Linked DNA regions of Homo sapiens: region 1 is linked to region 2. The links are chromatin loops, found by intact Hi-C in ENCODE. Cell type or tissue: pancreas. All regions are shown on one strand.

Region 1 (5,000 bases), 210 kb after region 2:
TTGCAGCATTATGGCCTGGAGGCAGGAAGATCAGTTGGAAAGCTTCTACAATAATGGAAGTGAGAGTCCATGTGGGCCTGAACTCAGGCCATGGCTATGGAGATATCGAGAAGTGGGTGGGTTGAGAGATATTTGGGAGGAGAATTGACAGGACCCATGGGGGAGGCATGAGAGCGGGAAAGGTTGAGGGTATCTCCGAGGGCTCTGCTTTGCTGGTATTTCTAGAAAAGATGGAACCGGCACAGAGAAGCAATGACTTCAAGTCTGGACACAATGAATTGAGGGAGCTCAGAAGAAAGCTCTGGGCTGGTAGCTGAAGCAGAAATCAATTATGCCTGTGTTGTTTGTCTCCCAATGTTTATCATGCATGCATTCATTTCAGGAAATACTGGATTGCTATCATGCACCAGAAAGGTTCTAGGAGGGAGTGAAAAACACAATAGCCAGAATCTGCTCCCAGGACTTACACAGCAGTGGGGGGACCAGAAATACATAACCAAACAGATACATAAACAAACGTGTTTCAGGTAGTGCCAGGTGCTGTGAAGAAAAGTAAGAGTAAGAGTGTGGAGGGGTGGGGGAATTCAGGCAGAGCAGTCAGGCATGGCCTCTCTGAGGAGGTGACATGGGCTAATCGAGAAGTCGGAACCAGGTGTGTGGAAATGGGAGGACAGTGCTCCCAGGCAGGGGGAACAGCAAGCGCCAAGGCTCTGAGGTGGGAATGGGTTTGACATGATGGTGGGAAGGAAAGATGGCAGCACAGCCAGCCAGTCATGGGACACGAGGTCAGAGAGGTGGACAGGTACGTTTCTAGGGACTGGTGAGATGCCGTAATACATGTGAAAGTGTTTAGTGAACAATCTCTAGAGCCATGTACCAAAAGGAATATGAAGATGGTATCTGCAAGAGGGAGAAAAGAAGAAACAATTCACAATTCTTAACTGAAGCAAGAAGCATTTGGGTCCAAACAGGAAAAATTCAGTCTATAACTGTCATGTGATATTAGAATAATTTCCAGAACAGATACTTTGAAAGGAAGACGAAGAAGGAGGAAGAGCAGGAAGAAGAGGAGAAAGAGGAGGAGGAGAAGGAGGAGGAACAAAAGAAAAAGAAAAAGAAGAAAAGAAAGAAAAGAAAAATTTGCTTTCGCTTTAAGAATATGGTTAACAGGCCCAGGCATGGTGGCTCACGCCTGTAATCCCAGCACTTTGGGAGGCCAAGGTGGATGGATCCCTGGAGGCCAGGTGTTCGAGACCAGCCTGGCCAACATGACAAAACCCCATCTTGACCAAAAATACAAAAATTAGCCAGGCATGGTGGTGGGCACCTGTAGTCCCAGCTACTCAGGAGGCAGAGGCACGAGAATCTCTTGAACCCCGGAGATGGAAATTGCAGTGAACTGAGATCGCACCACTGCACTCCAGCCTGGGTGACAGAGTGAGACCCTATCTTAAAAAAAAGAAAAAATAGGTTAGCGGCTAAGCTGATGTAGGTGGTAGATGGTGGCAGATCTAAGTGCTGGCAGATCTTGGCGGTGGGGGATTGGAAACGTAACCCCTCCTAGTACAGATGGATGAGGATTTCAAAGCAGAGAGGGACGGAAAGGGGATGAGACAAGGGTCCTCCCTGCCCTGGCTAGACTGGGGCTCCCTCTGGTGGTGCCATTGCCCCAGGAGGCTGGGCAGAGGCGCTTCACCATCCCTGCAGAATCTGAGGCCAGACCAGAAGGTGAGGCCCACAGGCCTGGGCACGCTGAGCCTCACCCTTGCGAATGAAACCAGATGGAGAGACCCAGGCCAAGGCAGAGAGAAGTGAGTTCAACTGGGTAGCTCATGCACCACCCCAGCCCAAAGAGCTCTGTCTTCTGCTTCCAAGATTAAGTCCAGGGCAACTTCCCAAGGCACACCTTTAGCCACGGCAGGAAATAAGGGCTCCCCAGCCCACAGAGGGGCCTGACCAACTCCTAGGAGGAAAATAGGGCATCTCCGCCCACACAAACCACCCCCAGAATCGCAGATGCCCCCATCCACAAGAGCAAGAGTGACCGGAGCTGGCCTTGCCACCACCAGTCTGATGTCCTCCTTCGTACACCCCACGGACACCTTCCCTTCCCACTGCCTCCACATCCTGCCCCGCGGCTGCGTCTCCTGCCTCTGAACCTCTGCCTGTGTGTCTAGAACAGCCTCGTTCCTCTACTTTGTTGAGCCATCTCCTTCCCACCGGTACAGCCCAGCCCAACACTCCACCCACCCCACCCCAGGAAACTTACCAGGACTGACACTGGTTACTGCCCAGGCCAACATAAACAGACGCACTGATACATACGTTCCCATCTCTATCTCAGCTCTCAGGAGCCTCGGCACCTCCTAGCCAATCACAGACCCAGCAGTGCCTTCAGTGAAAAACCAGACACTTTAACCATCTCTCCTCCTGACAAGGATGAAAGTAGAACCAACAGCGACATCAGAAAGGAAACTGCGTCTTACTCACTTGATGAAATACACAGCTCCTTCCTGGGTGGAATCCACTTCCCAGCCCTTGGGCAAACCTGTGAGGAAGCAAAATCACCAGAATGAGATACCCTGGGATCAACCTCTCTTCCTCTCTTCCCACAAACCCCACCTGCACTTAGGAGGGATGGGTGCCTGGACAGTCAGGAAAATCCAAATATAAGCCAGCCGAGTTCAAACCAACCATTCCATCCTTTTTTGTCCGTGATTTCTAGCAGTGAGATTCCCAGCAAATAATGAGAGATATGGGAGTGGACGGGATGTCCTCCGTCAATGAGCGGTGAAGTGACCGAATGAATCATAGCCTGGCAGGATGCACTTATTCATTCAACAAATCTTTACTGAGCATCTACGATGCGCCAGGCCCTGTGCCAGCCCCTGGATACAACAGTGAACACACAGATGGTTCCCCTGGAAGTGTCCTCAGGATCATCTAACCAGAAGGGCAGGTCACTTGCCCCAGGAACTCATCACAGATCATTAACACCTAAGATCCGAGTAAGACTCAAGTCTCCAAATACCAGGCCAGCGTTATGGCCATCAGGCTGTGCTCTTTCTGGACAGGAAACCAAGGACCTAGGAAATCAGCCCCAGGAAAATGAAGAGACTTGCAATTTTTAAAATCTTTAATAGTGTCTCTGAAAAAAAAAAATTATCCATGGAAATGCTCAGAGGAGAATCACAGAATCTCAGTGTGAGCAAGGAAGTTGACAGTGGCCAGGAGGCACCCAGGCAGTCCCCACAGGTGGCCATAGCACCTCCATCTCCAAAGATCACTCATAGGCACTATCTCATCCTGCTCGCTCTCCCAAAACAGCCACCCTGGGCAGCATCCCGCCTCCCCGGCAAACAGGATTCCTTCACCCCATGGCTGAGGAGGAGGAGCCTTTTGAGAGACCCAAGAGAGTCCACTGTCAGAGGTGGGGACAGTCAGGGAGCTGGCTGAGAACATTCCTTTTGGGAGTGCGAGCCTCCTGGCTGACATATTGGAAAACAGGTGGGGATTCTCTTGATGGACAGTGACTGCCACCTTTCTGGTCAGTCCACACGCCTGCCTTGTGTATGAAGTCTTACGAAGCATAGCTATTCACTGCTGGTCTGACTGTCTCCTGCCATGTTAGCAGCTGCTTTGAGGCACCAGCTGCTGGGGAGCAGTGCCTGGGTTCTGCAGAGTGGCAGGTCCAGTTTCTAATCATTCATTTTATTCACCTGTATTTATCAAGGGTCTATATTTCCACAGTTGCTGCTGATGGTGATGCTGCTGTTTCAGCAAAACAGGGCAGCCAGCAAGCCCAGCTCCTGCCAGGACTTGGCCCACCTATCACACCAGCTACCACTTAGCGAGTACTTCCTTCCTCTAAGCTATGCACTTTGCCTCTGCTAGTGCATTTAATCTGCATAGCAACATTATACAATAGGTGTCCTCCGAAACATTTTCGCCGATAACAGATGAGGAAACAGAGGCCCAGACAGGTTCATCAACTGGCTCAAGGTCACACAGGAAGTGTCTGGGCCGGGATGTGAGTGCTGCTGTGCTGTCTCCAAAGCCCACACTCTTTCCTCTGTGCCGCTCCATAAATGCTACTTGTTCCCCTCTGTCTCTGTGGGAGGACGTTGCCATTCAGGAGGGCGTGGGTTGGCAGTCTCCCCAAGTAGAGGGATCCCCATTGGGTCAGAATCATAAATAATTCTGCCACTGTGATGTGCCTGGGAAAGAGGCCAGTATGGATTATGTCCCCTGCCTTTTTCTAGCAACTTCCCTCCACACTGCCCTCTCTGCCTGGGCAACACCAAGAGTGCTTATATTCCCATCCAGGCGGAGTGCCCGCTGAGGCAGCTGCCCTCGCGGCAAGCTCCGGGGGCATCTTAACCCCTTCCCAGCCTTAGACAACCAGTTGGCTGCAGCCAAAAATGAAAGCATTGGCTCACAGGCTGGTATTCATCTTCCACTCCTACCTAGGATGATAATGAGGTGGAAGGACTCAACCTGTAAACAGCTGAAACACTGAAGGTGACACCACCATCAACCTGGTAGAAGAAAACAGCCCTGGCCTTAGAGTCAGGAGGCCTCGCTGCAAGTTGGAAATACAATGGTGACAATAACAGCAGCAGCCACCTCCATTTTGGGAGCCACCTCTCTGATGTAATGCTACTACTTTTTTGAGGTTCATAATCCTCTCCCCATTATAAAGATGAAGAAGCTAAGTCCAGGAAGAATTAAACCCCTAGTGCAAGAGCACACTGGAAGCAATAGAACCAAGATTGAGCTCAGATCTCTCTGCCTCCAAAATGTATGCCTTTAACCATGACACCACTTTGCTTATTAGTCAAATGGCCTTGAGCCAGGTACTTCCTCTCTGTTCTTCAATGTTTCTACCATAAAATGAAGAGTCGAACTCCATGATCCCTGAAGTCTCTTCCAGAAATGATCCCAGCTCAGAAGCTAAAAAGAAAAGGACTCTGAACAAGCCAAAGGCTTCATCCTGTGTG
Region 2 (5,000 bases):
CAGGGCACGCATCCAGCAGGAGCTCCACATCCAATGTCTCCATCTGAGGGCATAAGCCCAGGCAGAGGGGCATCTCAGAGAGTGTTCCAGCTCTGGGCCAGGGCTGAAGGCAGGGCCTGCCTGGGTGGCAGAGGGCCTCAGCGGGCCAAGGCGAAGCCAATGCGGTTGTTACGCCGATCAAACTCTGTGTAGAACTTTCGGATGAAGGTGGCCCCCAGGGCCCAGGTGGGTCCAGTGGGTGGCGGGATATCCATGGCGTGGATGGCCAGTGTGCACAGCTTTTTACTACTGTAGGATTCCTGGCAGGAAGGGGGAGAGTTTCTCCATACCCAGCACATGAGCATTCTCCTTTCACCTTGCCTGACCCCCAGCAACTGTCTTCAGCAACATTCCCCCTCTCGCCCCCATCTCTCCCCTAGCCACACTGGGCCTCCCTCACATCATGGCCATTTTGCCCCATCGTGGACTGCACCACTCCTATGTTTAGCCCCTGTGCTAGATCCCAGGCAAACAATGCATCAGGCACCGTGCTTCCTTCAGGAGCTTACAGTTTGCCTTAGCTTCTGATCCTAGACAAGTTATTCAACTTCTCTAAGCCTATTGATTATGAAAAGAGGGTAAGAATATAGGAGCATAGGATTCTTGGGAGTATTTGATGAGAAAATGGAGATGAGGGAACAGGCATAGTGATGCCCAAACATGGCCACACATTGGAATCACCTGGGGAAACTGAACCCCAGGTGCCACTTCTAGAGGTTCTGATTTAATAGGTATGGGATGTGGCCCAGGTACCAGGATTTTTCAAAGCTCTCCAGGTGACATGCACAGCCAAGTTTGAGAACTACAGTTCTAACATGACCTGTGCATTGTAATCTGTCACTCTTTGAGGGTCTCTGTCCAGCCTTTCTCCCTGCCACCGAGGGGGCCGACTCGAACCTCACCTGAAATACATAGTCCGCGCTGGTGAGCGTGTATTCTTTGCCTCCCAGGTGGAAAGAGATGTCGGGGAGTGTAGGGCCCTCGTTACACTTCACGACATACTGGGGTGGGGGGCAAAGAGAGCCTTCTTGAGTATGGAAGACGTCTCAGCAGACAAGGAGTCCTGCGCTGGTGGCCTGGTCTCTCTGCTGGAGAGGGCTGGGGACAGTGCCCCGCCCCATGGGTGACCAGCCACATGTGTGGAGAGTGTGAGGTGAACAAGCGAAGGCCTGAGATGGCCTCATTTGCCTGGGGGATTTGTGAGCCGATACCAGGTGGCGCTCCCCCCACCCACAGCACCTTCCCTCTTTGGCTTCTTACATCAAACAGCCTCTTCTTGGCTCCCAAGGCCTCCATGAGCTTCTCTATGGAGCTGGTAGAACCTGAGATGTAGGATGCACCGGTGTCTACCAATGCCAGGCAGCCGTCTTCACAGAGCAAGGTGGATGACCCCACAGACACCCTGGGGGAGGCCACAGTCAGACAGACAGACAGACAGACAGACAGAAGGCTGATGGGGCACCTCCAGGCTGCATGTCCTTCCTGAGTGTGGGTGGGTGGGTGGAGGCCACGCTGGTGGCCTGTTGAGGCAGTGAGTAGAGGAGGGAAGGTACTGTCACCCTCCACCACTTCTCCCCAGGCCCCTCCCTTCTCTGTTCCCCAGCCTGGACAGAGCAGGCAGAGAGCAAATGGTGGCTGTGCTTAAGAAGTGGCTGCATTTGGAAAGAGGGCAGGATGGTAATGCAGTCCTTCCCCACCCTCCCCAACCCCAGTGACGGCAGCATTTTTTGGAGCCCGGGGAGGGTTGAGGATTTCTGACCCCTTCATTTGAATCTGCCAGACACCAGTCTTGATGAGGTTGATATAGTGGAAATTCCCTTCGTAATGCTGGGGGTCGCTGCCTCCCAGCACAATCTGTCCTCCCAGCGATTGGGAATTCCTAAAGGAAAGATCAGAAGCTCTTGGAAACCCATAACCTCCAGGACCCAGCAACTCAGGCAATTGGGGAAGGTTGCACAAGGGTGCAGGGGAGGACAGAGGGCTCTAGAGCAGAGGAATGTGGGACAGACAGCCAGGCTCGGAGCTGTCGTTGGGAAGCATGCAGAACATACTGCTTCTCTGCCTTTCTTCCCCTCCCCAAGACCAACCAGAGGTTGTTCCAGGGTAGTCCAGCTGTTCCCCCAAAAAGCATCCCCAGAGAGGTCACAGAAAAGGAGCAGGTACAAGGACAGTGAGTGGATGTGAACAAGACACAAATGGACACCCCTCACTCTTGGGTTGCTGCTGATTGAGCAGGTGCATGGGAGGGGACCCTGGGGAGGCTATTGGGTATGGGGTGGGCAGGTGGCATGGAGAGAGCAGGAAGGAGAGACAGAGAACTTCGGCATCTAGCGGAGGCTGGGCTTGCTGATGTGAGTTTTGGGCCGGTGGCGTGTGTAATTCTAGGTCAGGTGCTCGGGGAGTACTGGAAGGTCACAGCCATGTGGGGGTTTTGTCTCCTTACTCGGAATCTCTGCAGAGAAAGAGAGACAGCAGAAAGGAAGCTTCATTTCATGCCAGCCTCATCAGCCCTGCTGTTTGGCAGGGTGGGTGTTATGTACTCTCTTTGCCCTTCAGGCAATGGAGTCACCAAGAGGCGAAGTCACTTGCCTGAAGTTACCCAGTCCATGAGTGAACAAGTGGGGGACTGGAGCCAGGCTCCTGGTGCCCCGTCTGGAGCTGATTCCCCTCACCTTCCTTTCCTCCTCACTGCACTTGGCTCAGGGACTACTGTAGGCCTAGTCTCCAGGGCATGCCTGTGTGTGTGATGTGTTTTTCCAGAATTCATACTAGAATTCACACATGCACATGTGTGCATGGGTGTGTAGGTGTGCATATGTTATTTTGTGCAACTGCAAACTACTTGTGTTTTTATAAATTCGGAATGTATGTGTATATGCTAGCACAAATTCCCTCCTGCCTGTCTCTCAACACTTCAGTATCTCTCTGGATGTTCCCTCCTTCCCATCCCAAGATAAAAGAAGAGGCCAGCCCTCTCCTCTGCAAAACCTGGCTTCTTCCTGTCTGCTGGAACCTCATCTCTTTCAAGGCCTCCAAACTCCAGTGCCCCCATTTAGCTCCTCTTCTTTCCACATTTTTAATCTCTTTCTTTCCATTGGCTTCTTCCTCCACCTACAGGCATCACTCGAGCATCCTCTAGCATTTAAAAACACCCACCCTTCCTCTTCTGCTTCTGGATCTCACCCCCCACGCCACCCCCCATTCCCTTCCCTGTTGAATGTCCCAGGGCAGCCTACATCTCATGACCTCCACTTCCTGACACCCACGTCGTCCACCTCTTAACTTCTTGCCATCTGGCCTTGCCCCCACTTCCTCTAAAACAGTTCTTCTAAAGACCACCCCTGAATGCAGAGCCGCCAATTGGCCTTTTCTCAAGGCCTCACTTTCTATCACCAAACCGGAGACTCCTCTCCATTTTACTGTGAGATTTCTCTGAACTCTGATCCTCTCCTCTATTCTTTTTGCCACTGGCCTCATGTTCTTACCCTTGTGACTTTTTTTTTTTTTTTTTTTTTTTTGAGACTGGATCTCACTCTGTTGCCTTAGCTGGAGTGCAGTGGCACAATCACTGCTCACTGAAGCCTTAACTCCTGGGCTCATGCGATCCTCTCGCCTTGGCCTCCCAAAGTGCTGGGATTACAGGCATGAGCCACTGCACCCAGCCCCTTTTGCCTCCAGCTCTCTTGTCTCCAACTCATGCCATCTTTCTAAGCCCAGCAGTTTGGAGTAGAGCCCAACCCTGCTCAAGAGCTTCCCCAAGGCTGGCTGAGCTGCATATAAGCTCAGCCTAGAATTGAAAAGCATCCATGGTTTTCAGCACCACACTTGCTGCCTGCCTGTGACACTCTTTATGTTGGAATATGTCTTGTCTTCCCTGTTAGCCTGTAAGCTCTATGTGGGTAGGGGAGTACAGATTCTGCCTTGTTCACTGTGTTCACTGCTGCACCCCCAGAGCCTACCACAGTGCTTGGCACATAGCATTTACTGAACTGATGAGTGAGCAAACAAACGAATGAAGGATCTAATGGATGACTGAAGTTGGCTGTCTCTGTGTGGGAGGAGCCATGGCCCTAACAGGCAGGGCTACAGGTCACAGTAATCCCTTATTTACCATCGCCCCCACCTTGCATCTCCTCTTGCTCCAGAGTGGCGCTGTCTATTAGAATGTCCTGTCATGCTGGGAATATTCTCTATCTGCACTGTCATAAGACTGTAGTTACTAGCCACCGTGGCTGCCAGGCATTTGACGTGTGGCTAGTACAACTAAGAGCCACCAGTTGAATGCTTAATTGATGCTTAACTGTATTTAATTAATTTAAATTTCAATAGTGCCTTCCATATTGGCTAGTACAGCTCTAGATATTGATTGGCTGTCACCTAATTACAAACACTTTACAATTCTGGCCCAGACTCTCCTTCCACTCCCCATCTCTTCTCCCCTCCTGTCCCCCCACCTCAGCCCTTGGAGTCCCAGTCCCCACCTGTTGTAGTAGAAAGAGAAGACGTCCTCTTTTAGCACCCCTTGGGAGATGATGTTGTCGAAGATAGGGGTGACCCTGCCAATGGCCTGTTCAATGAAGCCCATGCCCACAACCCCATCAAACTCGGCCAGCATGAAGGGTAAGGCGGGCATCTCCGTGACCTCTCCAAACATCTGTGTCACCGTGATTCCACCCACCTGTGGGAGGAAGGACCAGAGGAGACCAAGCCCACTGCCCACTCCTTGGTTGGAGTCTGGTCTGGGCTTCCACACTAGGGATCCCAGGGGCACACATGCTCCAGGGTACAGAAATCGGGGTAAGAGTATTTCCTCAACCCTGCACGCACACACTCTGTGCCAATACACATCTCTGCTGCGGAGCCCAGAGAGAGCTAGAGTTGACCAGGGATCGGAGAGCAGAGGCTGAGAGGGTGGTCCTGCCAAGCAGCAAAAGAAAAGCTGCCAAGAGCTCCTCCCCTCC

The links. Peaks named below come from ENCODE experiments on the same cell type or tissue, not always from the same donor. Only the 100,000 strongest peaks of a DNase experiment are listed, where the experiment ranks them.
Region 1: it touches region 2 in a loop (3-fold over the local background); 104 of 110 quality-filtered maps call a loop at or near these places.

The regions. Positions count from the first base shown.
Region 1 is chr1:204,365,309-204,370,308 of GRCh38, forward strand. It overlaps LINC00628 (long intergenic non-protein coding RNA 628), which reads right to left and starts at 4,411. Exons shown (of 1, transcript NR_027022.1): 1 at 3,122-4,411. It also overlaps a transcript of PLEKHA6 not described here. In pancreas, no CTCF peak of the experiment used is centred here; no DNase peak of the experiment used is centred here.
Region 2 is chr1:204,154,879-204,159,878 of GRCh38, forward strand. REN (renin) reads right to left here. Exons shown (of 10, transcript NM_000537.4): 5 at 4,521-4,717; 6 at 2,483-2,491; 7 at 1,799-1,918; 8 at 1,300-1,441; 9 at 942-1,040; 10 at 1-299. The coding sequence ends at 138. Among named protein-coding and RNA genes, the nearest start is that of ETNK2, 5.3 kb to the left of the region's middle. In pancreas, no CTCF peak of the experiment used is centred here; no DNase peak of the experiment used is centred here.